Linked DNA regions of Homo sapiens: region 2 is linked to region 1. A link is a contact called in ENCODE Hi-C or POLR2A ChIA-PET data. All regions are on one chromosome and are shown on one strand. The core of a region is the stretch at or near the end of the contact, and the rest is flanking DNA. Distances in the headings are between cores, read along the strand shown. Region 1 holds the start of MUC21 (mucin 21, cell surface associated). Region 2 holds the start of MUCL3 (mucin like 3).

Evidence for each region. A loop is a pair of places that touch in the nucleus more often than their neighbours do. ChIA-PET counts read pairs that join two places held with the same protein, here RNA polymerase II (POLR2A). Pooled maps may share reads with other maps.
Region 2: a map of PC-3 shows a loop between it and region 1 (2.0-fold over the local background). The contact joins the promoter of MUCL3 here to the promoter of MUC21 in region 1. A Hi-C loop is called at or near these places in 3 of 168 maps with a recorded cell type or tissue (CD4-positive, alpha-beta T cell, PC-3 and posterior cingulate gyrus) and 3 of 50 pooled maps. POLR2A ChIA-PET finds 5 or more read pairs at or near these places in 11 of 52 experiments (AG04450, CD4-positive, alpha-beta T cell, HEK293 and 7 more).

The regions. Positions count from the first base shown.
Region 1 is chr6:30,979,555-30,985,245 of GRCh38, forward strand. It overlaps MUC21 (mucin 21, cell surface associated), which reads left to right and starts at 4,164. Exons shown (of 3, transcript NM_001010909.5): 1 at 4,164-4,465. The coding sequence starts at 4,405.
Region 2 is chr6:30,938,809-30,944,499 of GRCh38, forward strand. MUCL3 (mucin like 3) reads left to right here and starts at 2,165. Exons shown (of 3, transcript NM_080870.4): 1 at 2,165-2,273. The coding sequence starts at 2,192. It overlaps LOC124901299, which reads left to right. Exons shown (of 3, transcript XM_047419624.1): 3 at 1-98. RefSeq lists an enhancer at 2,001-2,838.

The DNA of each region.
Region 1 (5,691 bases), core at 2,914-5,413:
AGGTAATTCAAAAGACCGCAATCCTATAGTTTAGCTTAAAATAATCATCAAATTATACAGCATATATATGTATTAAAACATTAAATTGTACCCCATAAGTATATACAGTAACAATGTTAATAAAATATTTTAATTAAAAATATAATAATAAAATAATCCTCAAATGGTAATGTCTCCATATGCTTGGAAAAAACATGCAAATTCTCTGTGAAAGATCGTAGCTTAATCTGTAATTCCAGAAATTTGGGAGGCCGAGGCAGTAGGATTGCCTGAGCCCAGAAGGTCAAGGCTGCAGTGAGTTATGCTAGTGCCACTGCAGCCTTGATCTCGACAGATAACATTCCAAGAAAAATAAATTTATAGTCATGATTCTCAAATCATAAGTGAAAACAGACACCCTGAGTGAAAACCAGCAAGGAAGAAAACAAAACCAAAAAGCTAGACAGCAGTATCAGATCCTCAAAGACTTTAGGTATTGAAATTATTAAATACAGAATATAAGGTAAGTAGGTTTAAATGTACGTCCTGGCTTTATTTTTAATTTTTTTTATTTTTACTTTTTGTGGTACATAGTAGGTGTATATATTTATGGGGTACATGAGATGTTTTGATACAGGTATGCAATGTGAAATCAGCACATCGTGGAGAATGGGGTATCTATCCCCTCAAGCATTTATCCTTTGAGTTACAAAAAATCCAATTACACTCTTTATGTTATTTTAATATATACAATTAAGTTATTATTCACTATAGTTACCCTGTTGTGCTATCAAAGAGTAGGTCTTATTCATTCTTTTTAATTCATTTGTTTTTTTAAATTAATTTAATTCATTTAATTAATTCATTCATTAACCATCTCTACCTCCCCCAGTCCTCCCCACTACCTTTCCCAGCCTCTGGTAACCATTCTTCTAGACTCTATGTCCATGAGTTCAGTTGTTTTTGATTTTTAGATCCCACAAATAAATGAGAACATGCAATGTTTGTCTTTCTGTGCCGGGTTTTTCACTTAACATAATGATCTCCATGTCCAGCGATGTTGTTGCAAATGACTGGATCTCATTCTTTCTTTATGGCTGAATGATGCTCTACTATGTATATGTACCACGTTTTCTTTTCTTTTCTTTTCTTTTTTTTTTTTTTTTTTCCGAGATGGAGACTTGCTCTGTCATCCAGGCTGGAGTGCGGGCAGTGGCTCGATCTGGGTTCACTGCAACCGCTGCCTCCCAGGTTCAAGCAATTCTTCTGCCTCAGCCTCCCGAGTAGCTGGGATTACAGATGCCTGCCACCACGCCCGGCTAATTTTTGTATTTTTAGTGGAGATGGGGTTTCACCATGCTGGCCAGGCTGGTCTCGAACTCCTGACATCATGATCTGCCCACCTGTGCTTCCCAAAGTGCTGGGATTACAGGCATGACCGTGCCTGGCTCTTTTTTTTTTTTTTTTTTTGAGATGGAGTCTCACTCTGTCGCCCAGGCTGGAGTGCAATGGCACAATCTTGGCTCACTGCAACCTCCGTCTCCCAGGTTCAAGCAATTCTCCTACCTCAGCTTCTCGAGTAGCTGGGATTACAGGCGCCCGTCACCACACTGGGCTAATTTTTGTATTTTTAGTGGAGATGGGATTTTGCCATGTTGGCCAGGCTGGTCTTGAATTCCTGACCTTATGATCCACCCACTTCGGCCTCCCAAAGTGCTGGGATTATAGGTGTGAGCCACTGCGCCCGGCCTGTACCACACTTTCTTTATTCATTCATCCATTAATAGACACTTCCAAATCTTAGCTATTGCAAACAGTGCTGCAACAAACGTTGGAGTGCGGATATTTCTTTGATACACTGATTTCTTTTCTTTTGGCTACCTCCTCAGCAGTGGGGTTGCTGGATCATGTCACGGCTTTATGGTTGTCTGCTAACACCCATTCTCCACCTTTAGCAACAGATCTCTCAAGTGTCAGCTGAGCACACGTCTACCCAGCTAGAGACAGTCTTTCTCAGTTTCTCTTGCAGCTTAACATGGCTGTGTGACTGCGTTCAGGCTGAGGGTGTGTAAGCAGACAACAATAATTTTTTTTTTACAATAATCTTTCATGAAGTTAACAAACAAGAAGGAATTAAAATACTTGATGATATTAGGGTATGATTTGGGAGATGGGTAATACGAATTAAAATGTTCTGAGGTCTTTGTGTTATTTTGATAGCGAGTAAAGATATTAATTACATTAGGCTCTGATAAGTATGCGCGCTACAATTTTCAGAGTACCCTCTAAAAGGTGAAATTTGGACTTGAATCCAGGATCTCAGTTTCTAAATAATTCTGGAAGAAGAAAATTCTTAGAGTGCTATTGGCTTTTCAGCTGCAGAATACTGGCACATCAGAAGAATTGCTGGGAGTCCAGGACCCAACCTGTCACTGAGCGTTCCCGCATACCTGACCCTCTGGAACTTCCCATCACAGCCACTAGGCAGACTCACTTCTGAGCCTTTCCCAGCACACCGCTGACCCTTTCTGTTTCTCCAGCTCACTCATTCAGAGCTCCTTCATGTCTTCAGCCACCTCCTGCTTGCCAGCTTCCTTCTAACAGAACTTGCATGTCAGGAAAGCTCGTTCGCCTACAAATAAACTATCTGAGAGACTGTGTCTTCCAGGAAGCTTCTCGTCATTGTTGGGGGAAATGCAGACAACTCACTTTGGTCATTGCAATGGTTTGGATGTGGTTGTTAAACCCTGCCAAGTCTCATGTTGAAATTTGATTCCCAATGTTGGAGGTGGAGCCTGGTGGGAGGAGTTTGGGTGGTTGAAACAGATCCCTCATGAACAGCTCGGTGCCATTCTCAACCAGTGAGTTCTCACTCTTAGTTCCCACAAGAACTGGTTGTTGAAAAGATCCTGTCACCTCCTCCATTCCTTCTTTCCAGCTTCCTCTCTCTCGCTATATGATCTGTGCAAACCGGCTCCCCTTCTCCTTCGGCCACGAGTGGAAGCTTTTTGAAGCCCTCACCAGTGCAGACGTTGGTGCCATGCTTCTCATACAGCCTGCAGAACCGTGAGGCAAATAAGCCTCTTTTCTCTATGTCACCCACAGTCAGGGATTCCTTTATAGCAACACCAATGGACTATGACAGAAAATACAGACTGTATATTGGAACCCCATCAGCCTGGTCACAGATGCCATCTCAGACCTCCCCAAACCCTCTGCTCATTTGGGTCTCTTCAGTCACGCTCTTTTAGCTGACTGTTTCCCCTCTGCTGGCCATACCCAAGTGTCCAGACCAAATTCAAGCCTCCTCCAGGACTTGGACTGTTGATCTCCCTCCTCCCATCAGACTGTGTCCCGATATGGCACTGTGTCTCTCCCTAAGGTGTGTACTCTCCTGAGAGACGCTTCCTTGGAACTGATGCTAAGGCACATCAGAAGGATCTCAGGGTGGAAAGGCTCCTATACAGCCGTCTGAAAACAAAAACAAAACAGAGGGGAGCTCCTATGGTTGAGGGTCAGAAGGAGACCCTACCTTCCTTCTCCTGCTATGAGTCTGACAGGGGGCGTATTCAATACTCTCCCACACCCTCAGTTCTCATGCCCCAGAGACCCCAAACATGTTTTCATTATCTCTCTTCATTATGTCTTCTGGATCTCTCTTCCCCTGTTCCTTCAATGTGCATTGTTGAGTGCTTACTGCATACTCAGTAATACTCCATTTGTCTTCTGCCCATAACCCAGGAGCCCAGAGTCCTAGTTACTGGTCTCTTTTGCGTCACCTATTACTGTTTGCTGTAGAGATGTGAGGTCCTACTCTCTTGGCTCAGTTCATTAGGGCTTCTTTCATGCTAAAGCAGGCCCACAGGACTTCCTGACCAGAAAACAAATTCTTGAGCTGCAACAGGTTTCTAACCCGATCCCTGCTTCAAAGGGTGGGTCCCTTCCACTCTGACAACCATGATCTCCTCATCCCATTCTACTTCCTGCTGCAACCCAGCCAAGCACCCTGCCTAGTGTGGTCATGTCATTCTCCTTTCTCACCTTCCTCTTGACCCCTGCTCTATTCCGTCCCAGGCTTGGTATCGTTCTCTCACCTGCCTGTAGTTGGCAGACTGTCAGGTCAACTGCCCCACCCCTCCTCAGACCATATGAAGCTATAAAGGCCCCTGCAGCTCTTTCACAACAGAGAAAGAGGCAACTACATTGCCTGGAGGAAGCCTAAGGAACCCAGGCATCCAGCTGCCCACGCCTGAGTCCAAGATTCTTCCCAGGAACACAAACGTAGGAGACCCACGCTCCTGGAAGCACCAGCCTTTATCTCTTCACCTTCAAGTCCCCTTTCTCAAGAATCCTCTGTTCTTTGCCCTCTAAAGTCTTGGTACATCTAGGACCCAGGCATCTTGCTTTCCAGCCACAAAGAGACAGATGAAGATGCAGAAAGGAAATGTTCTCCTTATGTTTGGTCTACTATTGCATTTAGAAGCTGGTGAGTGATTTTATTTAAAATCGGGTGGTCTGAGAACCTTTGAGGAGTTGGGAGAGAAATGTGACCACTACTGGGGCCAGCTCTGCTTCTCTTCCATAGAGTGAGGATCATCATTTTACTCGAATCACTTCAGCCTAACAAGGTATGTCATGCAGGAAGCAGTCAGACACAGTGGTTAAAATTGGGCTCTGGTCTCACATTGCCTACATTTGAATTATGGCTCCATCTATTAACTGTGTACTTTAGGTCAGTTGCTTCTCTGCGCCTCGATTTCTGCATCTGTAAAATGGTAACAACCTGTGTAATATGGTTGGGGTTTTAAATATTAAGAACAAGAAGAGTCGGCTGCTTTTAAAATGTCACTCTTCTGGCGGGGTGCGGTGGCTCATGCCTTTAATCCCAGCACTTTGGGAGGGTGAGGCAGGCAGGTCATTGAGGTCAGAAGTTCAAGACCAGCCTAGCTAACGTGGCAAAACCCTGTCTCTACTAAAAATACAAAAATTAGCTGAGTGTGTTGGCTTGTCCCTGTACTCCCAGCTACTCAGGAGGCTGAGGCAGGAAAATCGCTTGAACCCGGGAGGCGGAGGTTGCAGTGAGCCAAGATGGTGCCACTGCACTCCAGCCTGGGTGACGGAGTGAGACTCTGTCTCAAAAAAATAAAATAATAAAATAAGGCCAGGCTCAGTGGCTCACGCCTGTAATCTCAGCACTTTGGGAGGCCAAGGCGGGTGGATGTCTTGAGGCCAGGAGTTTCAGACCAGCCTGGCCAACATGGTGAAACTCCATCTCTACTAAAAGTACAAAAATTAGCCTGGCGGGGTGGCTTATGCCTGTAATCCTAGCTACTCAGGAGGCTGAGGCAGGAGAATCGCTTGAACGTGGGAGGCGGATGTTGCAGTGAGCTGAGATTGCTCCACTATACTCCAGCCTGGGCGGCAGAGCAAGACTCCGTCTCAAAAACAAATAAATAAATAAGCAATAAAATAAAATAAAATAAAATAAAATAAAATAAAATAAAATACCACTCTTCTATATTCTACAAACTCAATTTCTCTCCTACCCCTACACCTAATTCCTCGTCAGCTTCCCACGTACAGGCTGGGGAGGTTGAATGTCTTCATCCTTCTGGGAAATCAAGGGCAAAAATTTGACATAACCTTAACTCCAGCCAAGCCTCCAAGAAGTTAAAAGCCTTCCCTCTACCTTTAGACGTTGGTTTACAGCCC
Region 2 (5,691 bases), core at 915-3,414, 43 kb before region 1:
TGGGTTTGCCCAAGTGCATGGGCTTTTGTGTCATGTGGGCCCGGAAGGGCCAAGTCTGGTCTCTGCCAGTTACCAGGGCAAGTCATTCCCTGATCCGAGGCTCATTTATCCTCATCTGTAAAGTGAGGGTGACAGGTGATAACTCATAGGTGAGGTGCTTAGTACATTCTTCAGTACATAGAAATGCCCAAACAATGGTAGTTGGCAGAGTTGTTTCGTGACTGGCCTCTCAGCCTCCAGCTCAGATGAAGCAACATAGACTGACTGTAAGAGACTGTTTTGGGCCTCCACCTACCTCCAGGTTTCTCCATCCCAGACATCAGCGTCCTTGGGGTGGAGTTGTAGCTCAGAGAGAAGGGAAGGGGGTGTTCATTCACAAACACTGGTTAGTGCTTATTCTAAAGCAGAGATCCTCCACTTCAGCACAATTGGTGTCCTGGGCTGGATAATTCTTTGCTGTGGAGACTGCTCTGGGCATTATAGGATGTCCCACAGCATCTCTGGCCTCTACCCCCTAGATGCCAGTAGCATCCCACTCCAAATTGTGACAAAAATGTCTCCAGAAATTTCCAAATGTTCCCTGATGTGGGCAAAATTACTCCTCCCTGTACAGAACCACCGTCCTAGAGGCTTGGGTCCCTGGGGAAAGGGGGGGGGGGAAGGGGACCAGTGAAAAGGGGGACTGTCAGTCACCCGAGTCTACATGGAGTTGCAGAGGACAGCCTGTGTCTGCCTTAGTTTCTCCATCCTGCAGGATATATTGCCTGGGAGGCAGGCTGCCCAGTTCTGAGTAGTCAGTCTTTGGCCTGACTCCACGGAGCCTCATTAATCTCCCATTAATCACATTAATAAGCAGTTGGCCTCCTCTCCTCTTCCCACCTATTCCAGCCCTGCCCAGGGCTTAGGGACAAGTCACACCAAGTAAGGAGAGGAACCCACATGTCCAGTTCTCTAGTCCTCTCATGAGCCCAAATGCCCTGAGGGCCTGGCCTCCTGCCCTCAGGTCCTGGACCTCTCTATGGCCTTTGCCTGCCCCCACTTCCCTCAGAAAGGCATCCTCCGGCCCTGGCTTCCACTCCATCCAGGCGGAGTGGAAACATTTATTGATTGCCTACTGTGTGCCAGACACTGTCCTAGGCTCTGATGACACAGCAGGGATCCAAGGTGCTTACTTTCCATGGAGACCCACAGTGGGCAGAAAGGGGTTGTGACTTCTCTGTGCTAGAGACCCAGGGAGTCTGTCCTCCCCTACTCCAGCCCCAGGCACTGTCACTGGGGAGACAAGGGAGTCTCTGAGCTAATGCTTGCTTTAGGCAGGAAGTGAGGAAGGGAAGGGGGAGCTCTGGGGTGCTCCTAAAAATGAGATGTCTGCATTTCTGTATAGGAGTGAATGGGGACTTCGAGACAAAGAGACAGCCGCTGAGCTGAGGTGGGAGGGAAGAGGTAGAGTGAAAGCAGAAGCCCCTGTACACCGAGCATCTCTTGGCCAAAGATCTTGGCCTCGGTCCTTCTGGGTGGCCTGACCTGTCTGTGTCCCTGGTGAGGGGTGTGACATATGTCCCTGTGGTTCTGTGTCTTGTCTCTGTCACTGCCTCTGCACTCTCCACATATTGTTGTATGACCTCTGAACATCATGAAGCACCTTTCTCTGCAGCGAGGGTCATTCGAGGGCTTTCTCTCGCCTTTGCTCTTTCACCTGATCCTCGCGGACAGCTCCGCCCAAGGTGGCAAGAATGACCATGTGTGAATAAGGGGTGTGGAAGCTGGGCTGATGCGGGAGAGGTGGGAGGGTGCGCGTGAAGCTGGACACAGATCAGAACGTGAACCCCACCCCATCCTGCTCCCAGCCAGAGCTCAGTCCTTCTAGAACTGAGCCATCTGCTCCCCACTTCCCCAGAGCCCTGGAGGCGCCACCCTCACTTCCCTCCACTGGGGCTGGCTCAGGTGCCTGCTCCTTTCTGGTTCCTCTGCCCTGCCCCCAGATCCCACCCCTCGGCAGGCACCCAGGTGCCTGGCTCCATGACGCAGCAGCTGCGGTCTCCTCTTATCAGGGCTCCCCTGTGGGTTGGGGTGGCTCCATTTGTTTAAGACTTAGTCCTGAGGAGCCCCAGCCCCCATGACGTCAAGATTGGCTCCATATAAGGTGAGGGGTCCGCAGCCCATGGTCCCCAAGCAGCCACCCAGCTCCGACATGGCCCAGCCGGTCCACAGCCTCTGCTCCGCCTTTGGCCTCCAGTGCTGCCTCCTCTTCCTTCTAGCTTCTTGGGGGGCAGGTAAGATGCCCACAGGGGATACAGAAGACAGAAACAGCTTGTTTCTTAGTGTTCATAGCGTTGGACAACAAATAGAAATGAATGAAGGGGGCGGGCACGGGGCTGCTACAGACAGTTGTCTAGAGTGTTCTCTGCTCAAGTTTGCTGGCTAAGGGACATGTAGTAGGAGATGAAATCCAGCCTGTGCTCTGCTCTTTAAAACATGGCTCACAGGGCTGCACCCATCCAGAGGGGGTTTCTTCAAGTTTGCATAAAGACACTGTAGAGGCTGCCAGCCCTGGATGGTGGGGGTAGGCACCTGACATTCATTGAGCACCGTGCACGGAATTCACAGCTGCTCATGGTGATTTCTTTCTTCTTCTTCTTCTTCTTCTTCTTTTTTTTTTTTTTTTTTTTGAGAAGGAGTCTTGCTCTGTTGCCTAGGCTGGAGTGCAGTGGCACAATCTTGGCTCACTGCAGCCTCTGCCTCCCGGGTTCAAGCGATTCTTCTGCCTCAGTCTCCTGGGTAACTGGGATTACAGGCACCTGCCACCACGCCTGGCTCATTTTTTTGTATTTTTAGTAGAGACAGGATTTCACCATGTTGGCCAGGCTGGTCTCAAATGCCTGGCCTCAAGTGATCCGCCTGCCTCGGCCTCCCAAAGTGCTGGTATTACAAGTGAGAGCCACCGTGCCCAGAGACTCATCTCATTTCATCTCAGCATCCCCTGAGGTGGCTAATAATATCCCATCTTATAGTTGAGGAGAGTGGATTCACAATGATTATGTCCCATATCTCACAGCTAGAGGGAGGTAAGCAGGGATTCCAGCTCCACTGCCCCCAGCCCTGGGGGGACAGGTGGAGCTTCTCTCCTGAGAGCTCTGTTTTGTGCAGACCTAGCTTCCAGTCCTGACTCTGACCCATTTGCCTACTCTGGCCTTCCACACCATCTGTAAAATGGGCTGGATGCTGCTGCCCAGCCGTACCAGTATTTGATGCCTACAGAGCATTTACACTGCACCAGGTGTTGCTCTAGGGACTTCATCCACATTTACTCATTTAATCCACATGGAGACTCAGAAAAGTGTGCGTCAAAGGCTCTGTCCCTGTCTTACAGTTGGGAAACATCTCAGGACTTTGATGGGAAAATGACTATGGACAAGTTCGACGAACAAAACATACCCTAAAGATAAGATGAAATTATGAAATTAGTTCACTTAGTCAAGAAACGGACTGCTACTGAACCCGGGGAGCAGAGATGCTGAACACAGGGGCGGTGTGGAGGGCCTGGGCAATTTGGAGGAGGGTCTCCACAAGGCAGATGTAGAACAGCAGATTCAGAGACACTATCTACCCACTGGACAGTCATCCAAGGACAGAGCCATCCACAGGGTGATATTAGAGGCAGTGCCCCTTCCCTGAGCACAGTCAGGTTGAGGCCAGGGGTGGAGGCAGGGGCAGGTGGGTGGTGAATGGCGATGACTGAGGAATCTTTGAGCTGCCTCTGAAAGGTCTCAGCAGTGCGTCCTGTCTGTGCCCTGACTTGATGTCTGTCTCCCCTACCTTGAGGGTCTGGAGACAGAGGTACCACAGCTGCCCAACACCTCCCGGCCCCATCTCTCCCGCCTTTCCTTCCCCTTCCTCTCAGGCGGATTGTCCACTGGCTGCTCTCTCCTCCTTCCATCTTGCAGCTTAAGGAAGAGGAACCTGCAGGGGGCGGAAGGGAATCCACTCCATACACAGTCGCTCTGAGATTTGCTTCAGGGCGGAGATCTGAATTCCTGAGATTCCGATGGGGCCATGTGGGCGTGGTCTCGGAGAGGAGATAGGCGTGGCTGGGCGGCATGGAGGGAGGGGTGGGGAGGACAAGGGGAGCTGGCTGCTCCCATTCTGCAGATTTTGAAGACAAGAGTGAGTGGGTTACAGGTGGGGAGGGCTTGAGGCTGGGCTCGGGTTGTGATGAGGTCGGGTGGAACTGGAGTGTGAATCAGAGCTGGTGCATGGCTGTGCCCAGCAGAGAGAGAGGCCAGGGCAGGAAGGGAAGAGGGACAACTGGGATGGATGAAGCCCTTTAGTCTACCATTCTGGTGAGGAGACCCTGACGTTTGTCCACAGGACCAGTCAACACCCAGACAGATAACTAGATCCTGGAACCCCAGAGTCTGCATCATGCAGTCACAGAACCACAGGTACAATCTAGATTAAATCATCCGAGGGCAGCACAGGTGCAGTCCAGATTAAATCATCACAGAGAGGCATAGGTGCAGTCCAGATTAAGTCACCAGAGGGAGGCACAGGTGCAGTCTAGATTAAAGCATCTGAGGGAGCACAGGTGCAGTCTAGATTAAATCATCTGAGGGAGCACAGGTGCAGTCTAGATTAAATTATCACAGGGAGGCACAGGTGCAGTCCAGATTAAATCATCACAGGGAGGCTCAAGCGCAGTCTAGATTAAATCATCTGAGGGAGGCTCAAGTGCAGTCTAGATGAAATCATCTGAGGGAGCACAGGTGCAGCCCAGATGAAATCATCTGAGGGAGCACAGGTGCAGTCTAGATGAAACCATCTGAGAGAGTACAGGTGAGGCAGGAGATGGGAATTGGGGCTGGGGTCCTTGGAAGAATCTAACAAGAACATTTTCCTATAACAAATGTTATTTGATTTAATTTCTATAACACAAATAATGTATGCTCATTGTAGAAAATGGAAAATAGAAAAAATAAGAAAGAAAAATAAAATCTCTGTATACTCCCTAGTCCCCAAGCAATCATTTGATTATATCTCCCTTTAGCTTTCCTTTTTTTTTTTTGTAGAGACAGGTCTCGCTATGTTGCCCAGACTGGTCTCAAACTGGTGATCCTCCTGCCTCAGACTCCCTAAATGCTAGGATTATAGGTGTGAACAACTGTGCCCACCAGCTTTTCTTTTTCTATGTCTGCATTTTAAGCCACTTATTGAACTCATACTGTATAGGTATTTTAACAAACATTTACCCACATTATTGCAAATGGAGCATGCCATTTATGGGGGTAAGGATACCAGGAAACACTAGAGATGCTCTTTTGGGACAGCGTGCCCTGACAGCGACTCCAAGGCATGAGTTGCTTAGCAAGATATTCTTTCTCCCTTCCTTCCTTCCCTTTCCTTTCCTTTCCCTTCCTTCCTTCCTTTTCTTTCTTTTCTTCCTTTTCTTTCCCTTTCTCTTTCTTTCTTTCTCTGTCTCTCTTTCTTTCTTCTTTCGACAGAGTCTCACTCTGTGGCCCAGGTTGGAGTGTAGTGGCATGATCTTGGCTCACTGCAGCCTCTGCCTCCCAGGTTCAACTGATTCTCCTGCCTCAGCCTCCTGAGTAGCTGGGATTACAGGGTCCTGCCAACACGCCTGGCTAATTTTCATATTTTTAGTAGAGACGGGGTTTCGCCATGTTGGCCAGGCTGGTC